Regions from separate parts of the Homo sapiens genome. Here regions 2 and 3 are each linked to region 1. Evidence: read pairs that join two places in POLR2A ChIA-PET (ENCODE). Cell type or tissue: MCF 10A. All regions are shown on one strand. Each heading gives the region's core, and the rest is flanking DNA. Links, peaks and the distances in the headings are about the cores only.

The links. Peaks named below come from ENCODE experiments on the same cell type or tissue, not always from the same donor. Only the 100,000 strongest peaks of a DNase experiment are listed, where the experiment ranks them.
Region 2: POLR2A ChIA-PET joins it to region 1 with 6 read pairs; 1 of 35 experiments calls an interaction of 5 or more read pairs at or near these places.
Region 3: POLR2A ChIA-PET joins it to region 1 with 5 read pairs; 4 of 35 experiments call an interaction of 5 or more read pairs at or near these places.

What each region holds. Positions count from the first base shown.
Region 1 is chr17:40,313,372-40,321,084 of GRCh38, reverse strand. The region is part of intron 1 of RARA (retinoic acid receptor alpha); the gene reads right to left. It overlaps LOC105371934 (a long non-coding RNA gene), which reads left to right. Exons shown (of 2, transcript NR_189654.1): 2 at 2,334-5,892. Among named protein-coding and RNA genes, the nearest start is that of RARA, 8.0 kb to the right of the region's middle. RefSeq lists enhancers at 1-34, 730-779, 1,250-1,299 and silencers at 2,911-3,020, 3,386-3,595. In MCF 10A, for the core only: a CTCF peak has its summit at 3,539; DNase peaks (open chromatin) are centred at 2,924, 3,554 and 4,274.
Region 2 is chr17:41,789,655-41,796,705 of GRCh38, reverse strand. No RefSeq gene overlaps it. Among named protein-coding and RNA genes, the nearest start is that of JUP, 6.5 kb to the right of the region's middle. RefSeq lists enhancers at 3,182-3,845, 4,510-5,173 and a cis regulatory region at 3,177-4,030. In MCF 10A, for the core only: no CTCF peak of the experiment used is centred there; DNase peaks (open chromatin) are centred at 3,065, 3,395 and 3,715.
Region 3 is chr17:40,181,350-40,189,062 of GRCh38, reverse strand. RAPGEFL1 (Rap guanine nucleotide exchange factor like 1) reads right to left here. Exons shown (of 15, transcript NM_016339.6): 2 at 7,369-7,447; 3 at 4,714-4,849; 4 at 4,385-4,482; 5 at 85-197. Among named protein-coding and RNA genes, the nearest start is that of RAPGEFL1, 7.7 kb to the right of the region's middle. In MCF 10A, for the core only: no CTCF peak of the experiment used is centred there; a DNase peak (open chromatin) is centred at 3,502.

The sequences.
Region 1 (7,713 bases), core at 1,007-6,006:
GTGGGCTCCAGACAGCAGCCAGAGGGTGGAGAGGGGAGTAGAGGGAGGAAAGACAGCAGGCGTCAGAGAGAATGTTCAGCCAAAGCCCTGGGAGCCGGGGTATCAGTTGCCATACTCCTTTCCCAAAACCCAGTAAGTCAAGACAACACTGGTCATCTTGCCAGGGGCCCTGCCAGCTTCCCACACTCCCAAAACTACCGACACAAGATGGGTGTGGGTACTGAGCAAGCGGAGATTACCCCGCTTATTTGTCGCAGGGACAGGATTACCATCCCCAGATGCCTATCACCCCAGATCCCAGGCAGTGCTCCCAAATATTAATAGACCCCACAGAGGTCAAAAGAAACCACCCCTCCAGCCTAGCCTAAGTCCTGTCCTGCCCATGCTTCCAAGAGGACTGGAAACTGGGCATTGGGGTTTGTATTTTGGGACAGGCCCCACCGTCACATCACACGGTTCTGAGGACCATCCCACCTGAGACTGGAGTCTGAGCAAGGAGTGGCCTGGAAGAAAAGGTCCCAGAGGGCAGAGTCAGCTTCCAAGACTAAATGGTTTAGGGGAAGGGGCGCGCATTAGCTGGGGTCTGGGTGAATGTCCCCAAAACAGACCTGAGGGGCCACTCAGACAATGTCCTCTCCCCCATACTTAGATGGGGTGGCAGGAACCACGTCATGGCATGTGTGGGTGACTGTGCCCAGCGGGGGAGGCACATGGGTGATCAGGATGGGGCTGCCCACAGCTGGCTTCCTGCCAGGCTGCCTCAAGGTTGGGAGTAGGAAGGGGACTAAAAAGGTGTCCCAGGGTGGCAGCCGGTGCATTTAGGGTCAGACTGAAGGGATAGAGATTTAGGGGCTATAGGAAGGAGGATGTGGCCAGGATTAAGCCATTTCAACCCCAGGATCTTCTCAGAACTGCCACTGCATCTGTGCCACCGTCGCCAGTCTGATGGTGAAACCCCTGCAGTGACACCTCATATACACTCAATCACACCCTCAAAATCCTTGCAAATCCAAGATCCTCAGCTCCCAAGAGGCTACTCCAGTCTGACCCTCCTGACCTCTCTTTCAGGACACCACATGGTCCAGACTCCCAGGCAGTACTGATGTCCCAGCTCCCTCCAGCATACCATTTTTCACAGCCACAAACTCCCTGACTCCACAACCACCCCCTCTTATTCCTCCAGGAAGAAGCATCATACAACCAACTCCAAATATTTTTTCTCTTGTTCCTTCCCCCAGCCTCATCTCTACCCGCCCCCCCCGGCCCCCTCCAGGGGAAGCCCCAAGGCTCCAAGCCACCCCCACTCCAACCCGGGGCTTCCCCGGCACAGCCTCTTCATGGAGCCCTGTAGGAGAGTTTGGGGCCTGAGGTCCAATTTCCTAGCAAGACCTGGAAGGTCCTTACAGAACCACTTCCCCCAAAACAATCTTGCCCTATGAAGACTGCAACCAGAGAAGGGTATAAGAGACATCCCAGAATGTCTTGGCCAGGAAACTGAGGAGGGGGAGTGTCAGGGGCAGAAGTGATCCTTGGGGTAAGCAGCAGGGGGTGGGGGGGTCGGGGGGTGTTCTCAGAAACAATCCTTTCCAAGAATATCTACATACACATATGTGCACACAGCCATCAGACAGAAGGCAACCTGGTTACAGAAGACAGAGCCAGAGGGGGCAGGAGGTACCCTTCCAGGCCATCACACTGGGCATCTGATCCAAGACAGGATGGAGGGTGCAGAAACATCTCCAAGGCTGGGGAGCTCTTCTGTCTGGTTTCCGGGTTAGTTGGTCCCCATCCCCACCCTAGCACACTGGAGGCCTGTCTTTCCTTTCGCAAGGAGCAGCCTGACAATAGGCCAGTGCCCAGAGAGGAGATGAGGGGACATAGCCAAGCTCATTTCCCAGCCGTCCCCCCAACCCCACAACAGGCTCACACACACATCTGGCCAGCAGCTTCCAAGCCTCGTGGGTGGCACCAGGTCCCAGACACCCTCAGCAGAGCAAAGTCGACAAGTCAGTCTATTCCGTCTTCCCCTCACCCCAAAAAGTTCCCACACCCCATGGTGGCACAAGACCCAGGAACACCCCTACACACATACTGCATTGGCTCCCGCACCCAATTCTGACGGTTCCCCTCACTCCACGGGGGACACCAGCTGAACCGGCCCGGCCCCCGGCCGGCTCCCTCTGGTGGGAGTGGGCCCCCTGGCTGATTCTCCCCAAACCACAGGGCAGCTCAGATAACAGGAGGGAAAAAGAGAGGGGGCTAGTCCGTTGAGCATCCGATCTCTCCCCAAACAGGTTTGAATTCAAGTCTTTTTGTTTTGCTTATCATTAAAGAGAAAAAGAACAGAAGTTCCCAGCGGCGGTTCTGCAACAGCTCGAGCGCGGGGGACACGCGCAGCAGACGGCCCCAGACGCCTCAAGGCTGCGCGCGAAGACACGGCGCAGGCAGACTCACAGACGGGGCTCCCCCACCCTGGACACGGCGGCAGCGAGTTGGGAAGCCCAGGAAACCCCGGGTTCCCGTCGGAAGCCTCCCGGTACCCAGTCCCCTCCCGCAGCACCAATCTGGGGCAGGACATGGGGCCCCGACGCCTGCGGGAACCAGGGGCTCCCCAAAATCCCCAGGGGAGGAATTACCTCGCAGCGGGGGAAGCAACCCGTTCGGGGTGCCAGCGAGCACAGCGTCTGCCCTAACCCGGCGCCCTGGTGCTGCTCGGCATCAGGGTGCGGGGTCCCGGGAGAGGAGCCGTCCAGGGGGCCGCGGCTCAGGGGCGCGGGGCGATGGCAGCGGCCATAGCGAGTCACGTGCGGAGGCTGAAACTTTACCCGGAGCCCCAGACTGAAGGGGCGGAGGGTACGGAGCAGAGGTAGGGGGAGGCCCTGTCCCTCAGGCCCGCCCCTGCCCGCCCACCGACCAATCACCAGTCAGGGGCGGATCTACAGGCTCACGCCCGCCCCCGCCTCTCCTTAATAGACCTCGGGAAGGGCGAGTCTTAAAGGAGCCACTCCTAGTTGAAGACTGGACCGTGGGAATCCGGGAGAATCCCTCCCTCAGACCCAGAACCGAAGATTCAGAGCAAGAACGGGGTGAGGTTCTGCGGAAAGAATGAAAATAGCGCTCGGTGGAGAAGACCGCAGCGTGTGGTATCCTACACTCCTTTCCCCCCAACCACACACACACCCACACCTAAATCTGAGAAGTGAGGCGGCGGCGTAATATGGAAGTGAGTGCGGTGACTCCTGCCCTAGCTGTCAAGCCCCTGAATCCTATAATTATAATCCTCTTCTAGGGACCAGCTGGAACTGAGAGCTGTGTGACCTTGACCAAGTCACTTCCCTTCCCTGGATCTTAATTATCTCAGCTGCAAGAAAAAGAAAAAAAAAAAAAGAGTCCAGGAGTAGATCTCCCGCAAGTATATCTCTTCTTTCCCCAAACACCTCTGCAGCTCCAGTGGGTCCTAGGAACCCTGGCTCAACCCAACCCTCCCAGCCCCCTTAAAGTACTCTTCTCCTCAAAGGGCAAGACTTTTGGATCTTCCAGTAGGGGCGCCCAGGAGCACCCCTCCGTGCTCAAAGACTCACACTCAAGCTTCTCTCTCCCGAACAAGTCTGGAGAAGCCAGGAAAGCTCTTTTTCATGTTCCAGCTGGACAGGATCTGAATCACCCTCCATCTGAGAGACCCCCAGTCCCCAATACAGTCATGACCCCCCTCCCAGCCTGCAGCTCTGTTTGGGAGGATCCTGTCCCCATCGCTAGCAGTCCACTGGCGGGCTTAGGGGGAAGCAGAATTGCTTAGAATACTCCCCTCTCGCCCTGTTCCCAGGCAGAGAAGTGGCCACAAGTGCCCCCACAGAACTTCCCACTGGAAGGGGAAGTGCTGCACTCCCAGGCCTCCAGCCCAGTGAGGAGACTCTCAGCCTGACCCGGTGGCAGAGCTCTCAAACCCACTGGTCCGACGGACCCCGCTTTACAAACAAGGAAAGAGAGTCCAAGAGCAGGCACTGGGTTTTGTGCACAGTCGCACCGGTTGCAGAGCCGGGTCTAGAATTGAAGTATCTGATTGTCCCTGGCTTTAGCCCAAGAGCCATGGTAAGGTAGGACAAGCCAGGATGGCGGGACCCTTTGCCCTGAGGGCCGGCGCACGGGAAACTGCCCCAGCAGTGCTGGGCCGCGCTTCCCCAGGCCCCTTCCCGCCTGCTGGGCCGGAGCTGTCTCCCGCTCCCGTCTGGATTTCCGTCCGCCGGTGCGAACCTCCCGCCCAGCCCCTCCCGCCCTGTCCTGTCCAGATTCATCCGCAAACATGCGCTCAGCCGGCAGGAATGCGCCAATGGCTCCCAGATGTGGACGCCACCGCTTAACCCCTTACCCCCCAGCCGCGCTCCCCCAAGGGCCTTCCAGCCTGAGCCCCGCCAACAGCAGGGAGCTCTGCCCAGGTGAGAACCAGCCCAGGACTGGAGTCAGCGCCAGCCCGCCCCTAGTGCCCACGGACACCTCCCAACCTAGATCCTACCTGTCTTCCTTCCTTGAGGCTGGAGGGGAAGGCTCATGGACACAAGAATGCAAGCATGCATGCACACAGCTACACTGCCTCCCAAGTGGGACGACCTTCAGGTACACCTGCCATCATAGGGTCAGGCATCCTGGTACAAATGCATTTCCACGTGCACATTCAGGGCAGGGATGTGTACATCCCCGACGCATGTATGCACATCCACGCATGAACAAGTACATCCAAACACATTTGTGCACAGACAAGGGCATGAAGCAGAGGGTGGGGCACACTTCTGCACAGACACAGAAGTAGCCCCATGTGTGGATGAGGGAAGAAATTCATACACACAAACCCACCCCCCGCAGGGGTCAGACACTCAAACAAGACCAGCACCCGTGTGTACAAACACAAAGCATGCACATCTTTGGGGCATTTCCTTCCTGTCCAGGGAAACCAGTACCACCTGTCCAAGGCCCAGCCCTACCCAAGCTTGACTGCAGAAGGCAGGAGAGGTCCCCAGGTGGGGGACCAGGAGTCTTCAATCTGCAGCAGCAGTTGAACTCCAGCTATGCTGGGCTCATAACAGGGCTTCCACCACCCCCTCCCACCAGGGACTCTGATGCAGGAGGAGAGAAGGGTACCCAGGGAGCAGCAGGAAACTAGCAGAGAGAGAAAAGCCACAGGCTCGGGGCGCCTCACTCTAAGAAGGACACTCCTTGGGGCCTACTGTTTCCCTGCACACAGGAGATAGGCTGGGGGAGGAGTCTGAGCCCCATCCCTCTTCAAACTAGAGGAAGTGAAGGAAGAGAGTCTGGACAGGTACCAGGGCCAGTGGCAGTTCTCAGTAGTCAAAAGAGATAAAATATAGCTCTGAGACACCCTAGGAGGGCCCACACTTCTAGTACAACAAGGCTGTCTTCTCACAGCCTGTGGAAACTCCTGAAGAACAGCATTAAGTGATACTCCGAAGAGATGATGAGAAGCAATTGGCCCTCCAAGACCATGGTGCGGGAGTTTGTTGGAACCAGCTCCAGCTGACTCCTCTTCCCCTCCCAAGCCTCCTAGCTCATCCCAAAAGGAGCTCCTCCCACAAGTACCTTAATAGTCCCACTCCATTTGATTCTCACAGTCCTGAAGGGGCAGGCTCCTGTTGCCATTGTAGAGATGAAAAAACTGAGGCTCAAAAAGAAAATTGCCTTCCTCAACGTCATACAGCTTGTCAATGGCAGGGCTGGGATTCAAACCCAGGCCAGGTATGGTGGCTCACACCTTTAATTCTAGCACTTTGGGAGGCCAAGATGGGACGCCAGGAGTTGCTTGACTCCAGGAGTTCAAGACCTGTCTGGGCAACATAGCAAGACCCTGTGTCTTTTTTGTTAAAATAAATAAATATATACGTGTGTGTGTGTGTGTGTGTGTGTATATATATATATATATATATATATATATATATATATATACACATATAAGCATATATATATATATATATATACATATAACCCAATCAATGTTCCCTCCTCAACTCTTTCCTCCCCTACTTACTCCAAATCAAACATGTATGACTCCACTCTGTGCCCTGCTACCTTTTCCTTCACCCCTTAGTGGATCACAAGGGAGAAGCGCCATCCTTGCCTGGCTCTGCAGGTTTATGGGTGGGGCCAGGACATGCCAGAGAGAGATCAGAGAAGACACTGGGGGCTGCACACATAGCCCTCCACCCCCACCACAAGCCTGGTGCCCACCTGCCTAGCAGGCATGGCTGGGTGACTCAGCTGCATCCGGGGGAGATGCCAGGGCAGTGACTCACCTACCGAGAAGAGCTGAGCCTGGCACCTTGCCAGCCCCAGGACAGAAGTGACTTAGTCACCACCAAGACTGTGATGCCCAGCAGGCACAGCCCAAGGATTGCAGACAGGGGCAGACTGTCCCTCCATGGTTACATGCGCCCCCTGGCAAAGAATGGGCCTCAGCATTCTGGGGCCAGCAATGTCTGTGCCAGCCCCTGCCCCCTCACCACTGCCCACCCCCACCACACCAGGCCCCGCTCCAGTGCCAACAAGTTTTGTGAGACCCCTGTGCTGCCCTGCCCCCACTGCAGCCTGCCCATCACTCACCACCCACTCTCCCACCTGCCCCACCTCCTCCTGCCACCCAAGTTGTACCCAGGCTGTGAGTCTCCTTTAACATGTCCTGGCAGCACTCCCTGCCCCCACAGCCCCTCTCACCCTCTCCCCTCATATACACATGCACTCAAACACACTTCTGCCAGCCTTGCTTCTGCCAGCAGCTGCTGAAGTTGTTGAGCAGGAGGGAAATTGGGAGGGTGGGGTGCAGGGATTGAGTTACCAGAGCTGATGGGGTGGGCTGTCACCCAATCCCTTCCCCAGCTCGTCCCCACCCCCACCCCACCCCTCCACCCGCCATATCCCTCACCCACCTGCCTCCCTCCCTACCTCTGGCTGGCAGCCTACTGCCCTTTAAGCCCGTCCACCCAAGCTAGAAAATAAATGTTCAAGAGTATTTGTCATGTTAAGACCAGCCTAGTATATGAGAGAGAATGAGACAGAGACCAACAGAAAGAATAATTCCTGTGCTCAGTGCTCTGGCTACAACCACTAAATATGTGTATGTTGAGCCAGAAGGGGACTGAGCAACTCCGCAAGTCCCAGAAGAGTTGGTGGGGCCCAAGGAGAGTTGACAGGCTAAACAGCCTCAATCCATTTGCACTATTGATTTCTCACACACTGCAGTAGGCTTGATGGGGGGTATGATAAATCAGCCCCCAAGAGACACAGAAACTGCGTAGAGAGAAGGGGAGGGGCTTCTGAACCACAATTGGTGGTGCACCATGACTTGCTTGGTGCGTTGGGGGTGGGCAGCAGAGGAATAGGAGATGTTGAGTGGCATGAGGCAGGGTAGGGGAGAGGGTGTTGGATTAAGGCCTGTCTGGAACACCTCCTTCCAGGTGGGTCTGAACTAATTTGAAGGAAGAAGGTGGGAGACAGATGCACCACGTGTGGCTACACAGGCAGGGCCTTGAACAACCCCAGGGGGTGCCATTCACATCATAGTCTATGGAATGGTTCCCCCTGCAGCTGTGCAGCATGGTGGCCTGTGGGGAGAGCCTGAGGCAGAAGACAGAAAGCAGACTGAATTCTGAGGGACCACAATTCTCCATTGAGTTTTCTCCCCATACACACCCCAACTTGCCCCAACTTTCC
Region 2 (7,051 bases), core at 743-5,742, 1.5 Mb before region 1:
GAATAGAAACTCCCTTGGGAACAAAGAGTGGCCCTTCCCCTTGTCAGAAGGCTGTGGCCAGTTGTTGCTAGAGCCAATAGCTCAACATGACTGGGGAGATCCTGGCAGCCACAGGACTCAACTCTTAGACAGTTTCCCCATTCTGGGGCCTTGCTCCAGGCCTTCTCTTGTATCTTGTCTCTAAGGACAACCCTGGCAGATAGATGGCTTCCATTTTGTGGATGGGGAAACAGAGGCCCAGAGAGTCTGGGTTGGGCCCCCAGGGCTGAGGCTCACTCTAAGCTAGGCTGGCGCAGCCCTGCCCAGCTCCCTTCACAAGTTCCAAGATGACTTGGGAATTAGATGGGAGTGTGCTGAGGGCTGGGGACAGCCCCCTGGTACCGGCCCCATCCCAAACCCCAGGTCTGACCTATGGACACACCACTGCATAATCACTGCCTGCCTGGGTCCCAGCTGGCGCCAACGTTCCTGGATAGCATCTCTTCTGTCCCGCAAACAGCCCTTGGGATGGGAATACCTCATGCCTGTGACTCAGGTGGGGAAACAGATAACTTGGAGGATAAGGTTGTTTACCCTTCCCTCCACATGCATATACTGTACAGACAGTCCCCAGCTTACAATGATTCAACTTAGGATTTTTTGACTTTAGGATGGTATAAAAGTGATAAGCATTCAGTAGCAACTGTACTTCAAGCACCCAAACAACCATGCTATTTTTTCACTTTCAGTATAGTATTCAGTATATTACATGAGATAGTCACCAAGTTCTTCTTTTTATTTTTTGAGACAGAGTCTCACTGTTGTTGCCCAGGCTGGAGTGCAGTGGCGCAATCTCCGCTCACTGCAACCTCCGCCTCCCGGGTTCAAGCAATTCTCCAGCCTCAGCCTCCTGAGTAGCTGGGATTACAGGCGCGCACCACCATGCCAGGCTAATTTTTTGTATTTTTAGTAGAGACGGGGTTTCACCATGTTGCCCAGGCTGGTCTTGAATTCCTGACCTCAACTGATCCGCCTGCCTTGGGCTCCCAAAGTGCTGGGATTACAGGCATGAGCCACCGTGCCTGGCCAAAATATTCAACAAGTTCTCATAAAATAGGCTTCATGTTAGGCGATTTTGCCCCACTGTAGGCTGAAGTGTTCTGAGCCCATCTGAGGTAGGCTAAACTAAGCCATGATGTAGGTTAGGTGTATTAAGTACATTTTCTTCTTTTTTTTTAATTTTTAATTTTAATTTTTTCCCCTTGTCTCCTCTCACAATCTTCTTTTTTTTTTTTTGGAGATAGGGTTTCGAACTGTTGCCCAGGCTAGAGTGCAGTGGCATGATCTCGGATTACTGCAACCCCCACCTTCCAGGCTCAAGTGAACCTTCTGAGCAGGTGAGACTACAGGCATGTGCCACCATGCTCAGCTCATTTTTTAACGTTTTGTACAGATGGGGGCTCCCTATATTGCATTTCAACTTACAATGTCTATGAGGACATAACCCCCCTCTGAAGTTGAGGAGCATCTGCACTTGATCCTTTCTTTTTTCTTTTCTTTTCTTTTTTTTTTTTTTTTGGAGACAGAGTTTCGCTCTTGTTGCCCAGGCTGGAGTGCAATGGCGCGATCTCGGCTCACCACAACCTCCACCTCTCGGGTTCAAGCGATTCTCCTGCCTCAGCCTCCTGAGTAGCTGGGATTACAGGTGCCCGCCACCAAGCCCAGCTAATTTTGTATTTTTAGTAGAGACAAGGTTTCTCCATGTTGGTCAGGCTAGTCTCGAGCTCTCTACCTCAGGTGATCTGCCCACCTCGGCCTCACAAAGTGCTGGGATTACAGGCGTGAGCCACCTCGCTCAGCCTTGATCCTTTCGCTCTCCAGAAGAACTTACTAAGTGAGGTCATGTGCAAAGAAGAGGCCAAGAGAACTTGACATTTTCCATTTGAGGTCACCCTTTTCACCTTTCTTTTCAGAAGAAAAGTGTGATATTGTGTTTCTGGGGTAAAATAAGGGGTAGCTAAGCCAAATTACTTTATTTTTCCTTGACTACTGGGCTAAATCCTCCTGACCTTCCTGGAGGAGGAGGCTGGGAAGGGGCAAGTTTCAGCCAATGTAGCTGGAGAATTTGGCCTTTCCTCCCTGGCCCCAGGCAGTAGGGGGTCATTTGAGGGCCTCACAGCCCTAAAAAAAAAAAAGCTCCCATTAAAATTTTTTACCTTATCTCCGGATGAGGTTATAAACCCAGTCACGAGACAGGGGCAGGACTGAAGTCAGAAAACCCTGTCATATGACTTTAACCTTGCGTATAATTGTTTTGATAACTCCATTTTGTTTATTTATTTTAAAATACATCTGTATCCTCAAACACGGAAATGTTCCCGGCTTTGGAGCCCCTTTCCCCCAGCTCACACACACTTTGGACCCGGCAGCCTTCTTCTCCATCAACCCTTATTGGCAGCCTGGCCCAAGCTTCACCCTCCCCCATGCACCCACCCCTCCCCCTGGCTACTTCCAGGTTCTCTGTTGGGGCCATAAATGCTCCAGGAGATGTAAGTTGGCTGCTGCTTCCACTGGAGGCTGAAGTGCTGATGAAATATTCAAGGATCTCAACTCTCAAATTCCCTGGGGGCCGTGGGATGGGACTGGGAAAGATGGGATGAAAGTACAAGGCCAGGGGCCGCTGAGTCCTGTCCCAGTTCTCAGCCAGGTGGAGTCCAGCGCTTAAAGACCTGGGAAGCAGAGAGGGCCGGAGGGCGAGAGGCGGGGGTGGGGAAGGGTCTGTTTGCATAATTGATGGCTAGAGGCTCTAGGTGGTGCCATCCGCTGGTCGGCTTAGGGGAAGTAAGGCCTGAGTCTGGGACCACCCAGAGCCACCCCCTCCCCCAGCCCTGGCTGTCTAACTCCAAGGTTTTCCTGGGGTCACACCTCTGAGCTGACAAAATCAAGCTGGCAAAATTGGTTCTCGTCTCCTCCCTGACTGCAGCCCGTCTTTGCCTTCCTTGGGGTGGAAAGAGACCTACATTGGTGGGGGAGGTGAACTGGCTGGCAGAAGACCAAGGTTCAAGTCCCAGCCCTGCCAGGAATTTTCTTGTGTGATCTTGGGGAAGTCCCTCTCCTGGCTCCAGCCGCAGTTTCTTCATAGATGCAGGGAAAAGGGGGCTCCGCTTAGACTATGCCTTCTTCCTCTTCCCAAGGCTCTCCACAGGTCAGGGAGAAATGGCTGCCTCCAGCCGTGTGTGCGCGTGAGAGGGATGGCCTCTCCGTGGGAAGCATGCCTTGTCAGGGCAGGCATCTCTCCTGGCTTGTGGAAAGAGGGAGGAGCGGGACAGGCTGGCAGGGCAGGTGGGGCCCCAGCTGTGTCAGCCTGTGCATGGAGTCGCCCAGACCAGGAGCAGGAAGCGGGTGACTCAGGTCGCAAAGGCTCGGCTACCCCTCCCCACTCAGGAGGAGGGTGTTGCTTAGGGAGTTGGTGAACCAGCTCTGGAGCCCGATCTAGATGCCACCGGTCCTGGAGTTTCAACTTGCGGGGCTTGGGGTGAATAAGGAGGGGCAGCCTGGGACAGGCATTCTCTGGAGAGGTTTCGACAGACCCTCCTCCAGCCTCTCCCTCCACCACCACTGGCCGCTGCTATCTCACCCTGGCCTGTACTATTTCTGGCCCGTCCTATCTCTGTTTTCTTGTCTCCTGTTTTCCTTCTGACATTCCATCCCCACCCACACGCCTTGCAGTGAAGTGTCGCTGGAGCTACATCTGTAATTAAAAGACACACGCCCACAGGACCAGGCTGTGGGCAGCCTCTGGCCTCAAGGCCCCTCCCCTGGACACAAGGCAGGAAAAAAGGCAGGAGTCCATCTCCCCACAGCCTCCCTCCAGAGCCCTGCAGCCTCCTGCTCCCTTCCCAGCTTCTGGCCATGCTTGGGCCCACTCCAGCCAGCAGAGTTTGGGAGCCTGCAGGCTCTTCTGCAGCTGTGTCCTCCCCGAGCCCTGAAGGGGGCCTTCTGAGTAAGCCCCCACCCCCAAAGCCAGTGGGCAGGGCCAAGAGCACAAATGAGGCCTACATGCCATAGATCTAGGTAAGTTACAGAGCACACTCCCAGGCCAGTTGTGGTGACTCACACCTGTAATCCCAGCACTTTGGGAGGCCGAGGCGGGTGGATCACTTGGGGTCAGGAGTTCAAGACCAGCCTGGCCAACATGGTGAAACCCCATCTCTACTAAAAATACAAAAATTGGCCGGGCATGGTGGCACGTGCCTGTAATTCCAGCTACTTGGGAGGCTGAGGCATGATAATCACTTGAACCTGGGAGGCGGAGGTTGCAGTGAGCCAAGATTGCACCACTGCACTCCAGCCTGGGCAACAGAGCAAGACTCTGTCTCAACAAAAACCCAAAAAAACAAAAAATGGAGCATGCTCCTGAACTGCTAGGTCAGATATACCTTGACAGTTGCACCCCCGCGATGACCTGAAAGTCCATGATGGAGTCCCAAGTTCTCACTGTGTCAGGGCATGGCAGCCCCATGGAGAACGGCTCCTCCCTGGCCCCCAGCCAGGGCCTGGACTATTTCCCTTTCCTTAGCACCTCTGGCTCTGCCTGCGCCACAAGGTCCTCCAGCCCTTGCATGGAGATTTCCTAGCGCGCATCCATGCTGCCTCTATCTCCCCACCCCAGCAATAACTGCCCTTTGTCATGTCCCTAGTTTGGCCCAAGTGTGTCCATGCACAGTAGCACTGGTGCCGCTGCTCCTGGGGAGAAGGACCAGAGTCAGCGACCTGCAGGCCTGGAAAGTAGGGTCAGTGTTGGGCAGGAATTCCAGAGTTTCTGGTGCTGGTCCCTGGAGTGTGGTCTAGAAGGAATGTGAAGTCCATGTAGGCTCCTCTGTCCCTTTGCCCCTGTGTGGAGGGGGCAACCCCAGGAGGGCCAGAGTGGAGGCCTTTTAAAGGCCAGGATCGGCCAGGCATGGTGGTTCAGGCCTGTAATTCCAGCACTTTGGGAGGCCGAGACAGGCGGATGACGAGGTCAGGAGATCGAGACCATCCTGGCTAACACTGTGAAACCCCGTCTCTACTGAGAAAAAAAAAAACAAAAAATTAGCCAGGCATGGTGGCACGTGCCTGTAGTCCCGGCTACTCAGGAGGCTGAGGCAGAAGAATCACTTGAACCCGGGAGGCGGAGGTTGCAGTGAGCTGAGATCGCACCACTGCACTCCAGCCTGGGTGACAGAGTGAGACTCCAAAAACAAAAAACAAAAAACAAAAAACAGGCCAGGACCTGGAGAGAAACTGGGTGTAAAGATGGCTCTGGCCAGGTGTGGTGGCTCACACCTGTAATCCCCACACTTTGGGAGGCTGAGGTGGGAGGATCACTTGAAGCCAGGAGCTCCAGACCAACCTGGGCAACATGGTGAGACCTCATCTCTACCAAAAAAAAGAAAAAAAATTAGCTGGGTGTGGTAGCGGCTGTGGTCAGCTACTCAGGAGGCTGAGGCTAGGGGATCCCTTGAGCCCAGGAGGTTGAGGCTGCAGTGAGCTGTGATTTCGCCACTGCACTCCAGTTCTGGCAGCAGAGTGAGACCCTGTCTCTGAGAAAAAAAAAAAAAAAAAAAAAAGGCTGGCTTTGTCCCTGGGCTGAGAGATGGCTCATACCCAAGGTGCCTCTAGCTTTCTGCATTGCCTTTCTTTCAAGTCTGCCATCCGGGAAGAACCTCCCGTTGTGTGATTTCCTTTTCTGCTGCTGCAAAGCGCGGGGAAGAGGCTACTGGGTGATGAAAATGTACCATCATCAGCCTGAAGTTTGGCAACCCAGCTGGTCACCCTGGGCTCCCCTTTATAGAAGTGGTTATGTCTTAGGCTACCTGAGGCTGAAGAGGCAGGAAGAAGGGTGTGTGTGTGTGTGTGTGTGTGTGTGTGTGTGTGTGCGCGCGCGTGTATTAGAGAAAGCTGGTGTTTGTGTATCTGAATCTGCACCCGCAAGTGTATATCCCTGAGGTGTGAGCATAGAAGGTTGTGTGTGTGTGTGTGTGTGTGGCTTGTGTACGTCTAAATTTCTACCTGTCTCTGGGGAAAAGGCCCCCATAGAATAAGGACTGTGGGTTTTTTTTCTTTTTTTTTACTTTTGAGCTGGAGTTTCGCACTTGTTGCCCAGGCTGGAGTGCAATGGCACGATTTCTGCTCACTGCAACCTCTGCCTCCCGGGTTCAAGCGATTCTCCTGCCTCAGCCTCCTGAGTAGCTGGGATTACAGGTGTGTGCCACCACGCCCAGCTAATTTTTTGTATTTTTAGTAGAGATGGGGTTTCTCTGTGTTGGTCAGGCTGGTCTCGAACTTCCGACCTTGGATGATCCACCCGCCTCGGCCTCCCAAAGTGCTGGGATTACAGGCATGAGCCACTGTGCCCGGCCCTAAGGACTGTGTTTGAATGGAGAACAGAAACTCTTCCATCTCCTTGTATGGCCCAGAGGCCTCGTGGAAGATGAGGGGGGTTGTGAGATAAGGAGAGGACGGTGGCCTGGTGGTCCTGGACACTGGCTGATGGTGTGCACCCTCCCCTAGAAAAGAGCCTCCCTCCCACCAGTCCCTCACTGAACCTCTCTGCGCCAGTTACTTCTGTCTCTGCAGCAGCTTGAGATGGGCCATGTGGTACCCTTATATTCTCTACTCTGAAGCACTAGCAAGCTGCAAGGTTGAGTTACCCATATGTGTTTTTGGCAGCCCATGGACTCTGCTTCCACTGAGCCCTGGGCAAGAGGAAGGAATTGAAACTGCAGGAATAGGAATTGAGGCTGGACATTAGAACAAGGAGACAGGGGCATTCACCATAAGGGAGGCTGCAGGATCTTCTTTCCTGGACATTTGTCAGAGAATTCTTGCCTTTAAAGGTTTGCAGGCAGGGGACTGGATAAGATGACCTTGCGGCCTTTTCTTCAAGTTCAAGCTACAGGGGAGACTGTGGTCACAGAAACCCCCATCCTATCCCTACATACCTCCTTTCACAAGAGACCAAATTGCCTGTGCAGACAGCTGAGTCTAGGAAACATCATTTCTGATTCTATTCTGTATTCTCAGATACAGA
Region 3 (7,713 bases), core at 1,009-6,008, 130 kb after region 1:
ATGCCACTGAGGGTGCTCAAGACCCAGAGATATGTCCCCCTGAGCCACTCAGGACACCCTGCCCCTCCTAATGCCCACACTCACTCTCATCAGAGCCCCGGAAGGCCACCCGGGTCTGCAGACAGGAGTCTATCCGGCGGAAGTGGCGGAAGAGTGGCTTCACCTGCTTGCTGGGTGGCTGGTTCTCCTCTGGAATCCTGGCATGGACACAGCTGGGCATCAGCACGCCCTGCCAGGCATATGGACAACCAACACCAAGCAGGCAACATCAAGCAAGAATATCAGAATTGGGTCAAGGATGCACCAGCAGCAATTTCAGGTGGTTAAGGGGGTCAGAAGAGAGGACAATGAGCAGTATGGGATAATTATCCAAGTAACCCTAATCAAATGCCACCTCTTCCATGAATTCTTCTCTGATCCACCCCACCCACCAGGAAGGTCACTTTCTTCTCTCAACTACTATAGAACATTGGGATAATGTTTATGTTCACCTCTTATCTCTTCTATGAGATTGAGAGCTCTTGAGGACTGGGATTTGGTTCTTACTGAGTATCTTTTCATCCACCAGGGCCTAACACACTGCTTGACACATGGTAGGTAGTAGGTCAGCAGCTGTTTGCTGAATTTTGCTGAAAAGAACTTCACAGTCTAGGAAGGAGATAGACAGGCATACAGCTACTTCTAATACCAGGCAGGAGGTGTTGATAATATAACAAAGGTACCAGGAGAGTTATGCTGGTGTGGGGGAAGAAGAAAGCTATTCCTAAAAGGAAGATCTGGGAAGTTTTCATTGAGAAGATGGCATTTGACCTGGGCCTTGGAGGAAAGCAGGAAGAGAAGGAGGTGGAGGCCAGGTGCAGTGGCTCACACCTGTAATCCCAGCACTTTGGGAAGCTGAGGTGGGCAGATCACTTGAGGCCAGGAGTTCAAGACCAGCCTGGCCAACATGGTGAAACCCCGTCTCTACTAAAAACACAAAAATTAGCCAGGCGTAGTGGCGTGCACCTGTAATCCCAGCTACTTGGGAGGCTGAGGCAGGAGAATCGCTTGAACCCGGGAGGGGGAGGTTGCAGTGAGTTGAGATCACGCCATGCACTCCAGCCTGGCAACAGAGCAAGACTCCATCTCAAAAAAAAAAAAAAAAAAAAAAGGCCAGGCGCGGTGGCTCACGCCTGTAATCTCAGCACTTTGGGAGGCCAAGGCGGGCGGATCACGAGGTCAGGAGATCTAGACCATCCTGGCTAACACGATGAAACCCCGTCTCTACTAAAAAAAATATAAAAAATTAGCCGGGCGTGGTGGCAGGCGCCTGTAGTCCCAGCTACTCAGAAGGCTGAGGCAGGAGAATGGTGTGAACCTGGGAGGTAGAGCTTGCAGTGAGCCGAGATCACACCACTGCACTCCAGCCTGGGCGACAGAGCCAGGCTCTGTCTCAAAAAAAAAAGAAAACATGGTGGGAGGAGGGCATTCTGGGGTGGACAATATAACCGACCATGGGAAGTTCGAGAGCGCAGGAGTTGAGGTGTCATGGATGGAGGGGATGTAGGAGATGAGATGGGAAGGATCAGCAGAAGGCAGAAAGGGAAGGGTATTGAATGCTGGGATGTTTCACTTTCTCTTGGAAGCATGGGGAGCAGGGATGCCTTTGGAACAGGAGCATGAAAGATCTCTCTAGTGTCAGCACAGAGAAGGCAGAGAAGGATGCTAGACCACAAGCTGAGGCCTCCCTAAGGGTTGTGGTGGTGGGGACAAGAGAAGAGAGAAACTAAAAGGGCAGAATGGATTCATGGATGGATGGATACAGTGGTGTCCTGAAGCTGGTTCACACTGGCTCACAAGAGCATACTGTTAAGTTCTGGGGAATTTTACCAACTGTTTTTTAAAGAGCCATTAAAATATAAATAAACAAATATATCTCCATATATAAATATATATGTTTTATAAACTTATAGTCAGGCCAGGTGTGGTGGCTTACACCTAGAATCCCAACACTCTGGGAGGCCAAGGTGGGAGGATTGCTGGAGCCCAGCCTGGACAACATAATGAAACCGTCTCTATTAAAAAATAATAATACAAATTAATAAATAATACATAAAATTTATAATCAAATAAGTTGTTACCAAAAAAACAGTTTCCTTCCTGTTTTCACTACTTTTTTTTTTTTTTTTTTGAGACAGAGTCTTGCTCTGTTGTCAGGCTGGCGTGCAGTGCTGCAATCTCGGCTCACTGTAACCTCCACCTCCTGGATTCAAGCAATTCTCCTGCCTCAGCCTCCCGTGTAGCTGGGATTACAGGTGTGTACCACCACGCCCGGCTAATTTTTGTATTTTTAGTACAGACAGGGTTTCACCGTGTTGGCCAGGATGGTCTCGATCTCTTGACCTCATTCTGCCTGCCTCGGCCTCCCAAAGTGCTGGGATTACAGGCATGAGCCACCACACCCAGCCCACCTCTTTTTTTTTTTTTTTTTTTTTTTTTTTTTTTTTTTGAGACGGAGTCTCGCTCTGTCGCCCAGGCCGGACTGCGGACTGCAGTGGCGCAATCTCGGCTCACTGCAAACTCCGCTTCCCGGGTTCACGCCATTCTCCTGCCTCAGCCTCCCGAGTAGCTGGGACTGCAGGCGCCCGCCACCGCGCCCGGCTAATTTTTTGTATTTTTAGTAGAGACGGGGTTTCACCTTGTTAGCCAGGATGGTCTCGATCTCCTGACCTCATGATCCACCCGCCTCGGCCTCCCAAAGTGCTGGGATTACAGGCGTGAGCCACCGCGCCCGGCCTTTTTTTTTTTTTTGAGACGGAGTCCACTCTGTCACCCAGGCTGGAATGCAGTGATGCAATCTTGGCTCACTACAACCTCTGCCTCCTGGATTCAAGACATTCTCCTGCCTCAGCCTCTTGAGTAGCTGGGATTACAGGCATGTGCCACCATGCCTGGCTAATTTTTGTATTTTTAGTAGAGATGGGGTTTCACCATGTTGGTCAGGCTGGTCTCGAACTCCTGATCTCATGATCTGCCTCTCATGATCTGCCTGCCTCAGCCTCCCAAAGTGCTGGGATTACAGGCGTGAGCCACCGCACCCGGCCTTTTTTTTTTTCTTTAGAGACGGAGTCTCGCTCTGTCACCCAGGCTGTAGTGCAGTAAGGTGATTTCAGCTCACTGCAACCTCCATCTCCTGGGTTCAAGCAATTCTCCTGCCTCAGCCTCCTGAGTAGCTGGGACTACAGGCACGTACCACCACCCCCAGCTAATTTTTCTTTTCTTTTTTTTTTTTTTTTTTTTGAGACAGAATCTCACTCTGTCGCCCAGGCTGGAGTGCAGTGGCATGATCTCAGCTCACTGCAACCTCCACCTCCTGGATTCAAGCAATTCTTCTGCCTCACCCTCCCAAGTAGCTGGGACTACAGGAGCGCCCTACCACGCCCAGCTAATTTTTGTATTTTTAGTAGAGACAGGGTTTCACCATATTGGCCGGGCTGCTCTCAAACTCCTGACCTCATGATCTGCCTGCCTTGGCACACAGCCTTTTTTTTTTTTTTTTTTTTTGTAGTGGAGACAGGGTTTCACAATGTTAGCCAGGCTGGTCTTGAACTCCTGACCTTAAGTGCTCCACCCATCTTGACCTCCCAAAGTGCTGGGATTACAGGCATAAGCCACCTTGCCCAGCCATTTTACTACCTTTTACTACATCTACTGTATGGTGGAGATACTACATAACAGCCTGTGCTGCATGTCTCTTCCCAACTCCTCTTTCAGTGTTGTCACATTGGTAGCTTGAAATCAGCCATGGTGACAGAGTTTACACTGTAGGAATCAGCAAAAGCTACAAATCAGGGCTCTTTCTCCTGCAGCACTGGTTGTTAAATATTTACCAGTACACCACTGGATTATCAGACAAATGAATGGGAGAATGGACAAAAAAGTGACTGGAGACAGTGCTTTGTGCCACCCTTCAGTGAGAGAAAGGAGCTGAAATAAAACCATATTGGAAGCCAGACACAGTGGCTCACACCTGTAATCCCAGCACTTTGGGAGGCTGAGGCAGGCAGATCACTTGAGGCCAGGAGTTCAAGAACAGCCTGGCCAACATGGTGAAACCCATCTCTACTAAAAGTACAAAAATTAGCTGGGCATGGTGCACCCCTGTAATCCCAGCTACTCAGGAGGCTGAGGCATGAGAATCACTTCAACCCAAGAGGTGGAGGTTGCTGTGAGCCGAGATCGCACCACTGCTCTCCAGCCTAGGCGACAAAGTGAGACTCTGTCTCAAAACAAACAAACAAACAAGCAAATCCATATTGCAGCCAATAGGCCAGAGGCAGCCCCTGTAGTAGAGGAACGCAGGGGACCACTTTCCTGTTCCCGCCCCTGCCCCACTCCCCCTCACTTTAGTTCCACCGTCTCCACCAGCTGGTGCAGCCTCAGAGTGTCCTCTCGGAGGCCCTGGTAAAGGGACTCGTCCTTCATAATTAGCAGGTATAGATCCTGGAGAGAGGAGGACAAAGAAGGTGAAGGAAGGGGTCTCATTCCAAGGGCTACTCTCTGCAGGGGCCGGGCAAGGTCTCCATACCTTTAAGCACAGGAGAGCCATATAAGCTAAGGCCCCCTGGCATCTCTTCCTTCCAGGTACCCAGAATGAGAAGTATGGCTCCTTCACAGGGGCCCCCTTCCAGAGCTAATAGCCTGTTTACCCACCTTCTCTTCCCCCAGGCCCACCTTGATGATGTGGCCGGCCCCCTCTTCCTCTTGAAGCAGCCCCTGGTAGGTGTCCAAGAAATGGAGAAGCATGGCTAGACAGGCTTGCTTCCGGCCCAGCCCTTCAGGGCCCTCCATGCCTCCTGCCCGAACAAAGCTGACCCTTAAGTTAAGAAAAATCCCTACGCAAGCAGACCTGAGGAATTGAGAAGAAAGATGGGAGGCTAGGCTGGGCGCAGTGGCTCACGCCTATAATCCCAGCAGTTTGGGAAGCTGAGGCGGGCGGATCACCTGAGGTCAGGAGTTCGAGACCAGTCTGGCCAACATGGTGAAACGAAGACTCTACTAAAAATACAAAAATTAGACGGGCATGGTGGTGTGCACCTGTAATCCCAGCTACTCTGGAGGCTGAGGCACAAGAATCGTTTGAACCTGGGAGGCAGAGGTTGCAGTGAGCCAAAGTCGCACCATTGCACTCCAGCCTGGGCGACAGAGAATGACTCTGTCTCAAAAAAAAAAAAAAAAAAAAAAAAAAGGCAAAAAAAAAAAAGGCCAGGCGCGGTGGCTCACACCTGTAATCCCAGCCCTTTGCAAGGCTGAGGCAGGTGGATCACTTAAGGTCAGGAATTTGAGACCATCCTGGTCAACATGGTGAAACCTCATCTCTACTAAAAATACAAAAAATTAGCTGGGAGTGGTGGCGTACACCTGTAATCCCAGCTACTCGGGAGGCTGAGGCAAGATAATCACTTGAACCCGGGAGGCGGAGGTTGCAGTGAGCCGAGGTCAGGCCATTGCACTCCAGCCTGGGCAATAAGAGCAAAACTCCATCTCAAAAAAAAAAAAAAAAAAGAAAAGAAAAGAAAAGAAAGATGGGAGGCTAAATTGCCCCCAAGTATTCTCTAGATTTGGGGCCAGAGAGAAAGGAGTTTCGGTGGTCCTGAAGCCAAGACCTCCTCATGCCCCAGCCCAGGCTTTTGCTTAGAGTAGGTAGCGATGACCACTTGACCACATCCAGCTCCTGCAGGTTAGACAGGTTAGATTTTCACTTGAGGATACCCTGCCCAGACCCATCCAACCTCTGACCAGCCCAGGGCCTGGAGCTCACAGTGCGCCTAATAAATGCCAATGGTGTTTACCACAAACCTGACTATACCTCACTGGAAGGCCTGATGTTTCTAAGACAGCTTGTTACTTTTATTTATTTATTTATTTATTTATTTGAGAGGGAGTCTCACTCTGTTGCCCAGGCTGGAGTGCAATGGCATGATCTCAGCTCACTGCAACCTCTGCCTCCTGGGTTCAAGCGATTCTCCTGCCTCAGGTTCCTGAGTAGCTGAGATTACAGGTGCCTGCCACCAAACCCGGCTAATTTTTTGTGTTTTAGTAGAGACGGAGTTTCACCTTGTTGGCCAGGCTGATCTCGAACTCCTGCCCTCAAGTGATCCACCCGCCCCAGCCTCCCAAAGTGCTGTGATTAAAGTCATATGCCACCGTGCCTGGCTGGGAGCCTGTAACATTCTACTCAGTGGTCTGACATTTACAATTAGGTCCTAAAATAACTCTGTGAGAGGCCCATGCTTACATGAGACCCTATGAATAGCCCATCCAGTGGCTCCTCTCTAGCGGACCCTACTGAAGCACAACCATGGCCTGATGTTTACATCAGACCCCATCATAACTCACTGGGCAACCAGATGTTTTAGAGCAATAATTCAGTGGGGATAGAGGTGCCCTTAGTAGAATAATAACACCTTGGCTGGGCGCAGTGGCTCACGCCTTTAATCCCAGCACTCTGGGAGGCCAAGGCAGGCGAATCACTTGAGGTCAGGAGTTCGAGACCAGCCTGGGCAACATGGTGAAACTCCGTCTCCACCAAAAAATACAAAAAGTAGCCAGGTGTGGTGGTGTGCGCCTGTAGTCCCCAGCTATGGGGGAGGCTGAGGCAGGAGAATCGCTTGAACCCAGGAGGCAGAGGCTGCAGTGAGCCAAGGTCGCACCACTGTACTCCAGCCTGGGTGACAGAGCAAGACTCCATCTCAAAATAAATAAATAAATAACACCTTTCATTTGTACAGGGCTCTGCAGCCTCCAAAGCACTCCCACATCTGCTATCAGACTGATCTTCATAGCAGCTAATAGATAGGCAGGGCAGGTGCTATTTACCTCCATTTTACAGAAAAGGAAACTGAGTCCCCATGAGGTTAGGTAATCTGTACAAGTCACACAGCTGATGAGTAGAAAAGCTGGGACTGAAACCCAGGTATGTTTTCTTTTCTTTTTTTTTTGAGATGGAGTCTCACTCTGTCACTCAGGCTGGAGTGTAGTGACGCGATCTCGGCTCACTGCAACCTTTGCCTCCCGGGTTCAAGTGATTCTCCTGCCTCAGCCTCCCAAGTAGCTGAGATTACAGGTGCGTGGCACCATGCCTGGCTAATTTTTTCTATTTTTAGTAGAGATGGTGTTTCACTATGTTAGCCTGGCTGGTCTTGATCTCCTGACCTCAGGTGATCCGCCTGCCTCAGCCTCCCAAAGTGCTGGGATTACAGGTGTGAGCCACTGCACTCGGCCCCAGGTATGTTTCCTAGGGGAGAGTTTAGGCTCTGAGATTGCATGTGGGACGGAGGGAGTGGCTCCCTTCTGACCTCTCCTTTTCCAAACTCCACAAAAGGATATTACTGGTGTAGCTCCTGCAGAAATTTCTCCGTCGGGAGGAAGAGAGAATGGGTAAGGACAATGTCATCCAGCAGGATATCTGTAAAGATCAGTGGGCACCACAGATGTCAGGTGGGCACTTCCAGAACGAAACTGGAAATGCAGTGCCTCCCTCTCTTGCCCCTAAGGGCAAGTTCTCTTTAGCCAGGCTGGAGCCCCAGCCACCTGCCTTGTCATGCTCTGCACACGCGCACACATACATGTGTAAAGGTTCTGGGCAGCCACTGCGAGGGTGGGTTCGGCAGCTGCCAAGGCAGCTGAAGGGAAGGGGGGGGCGCGTGCCTTTGATGGCCATGTGCACTTCTC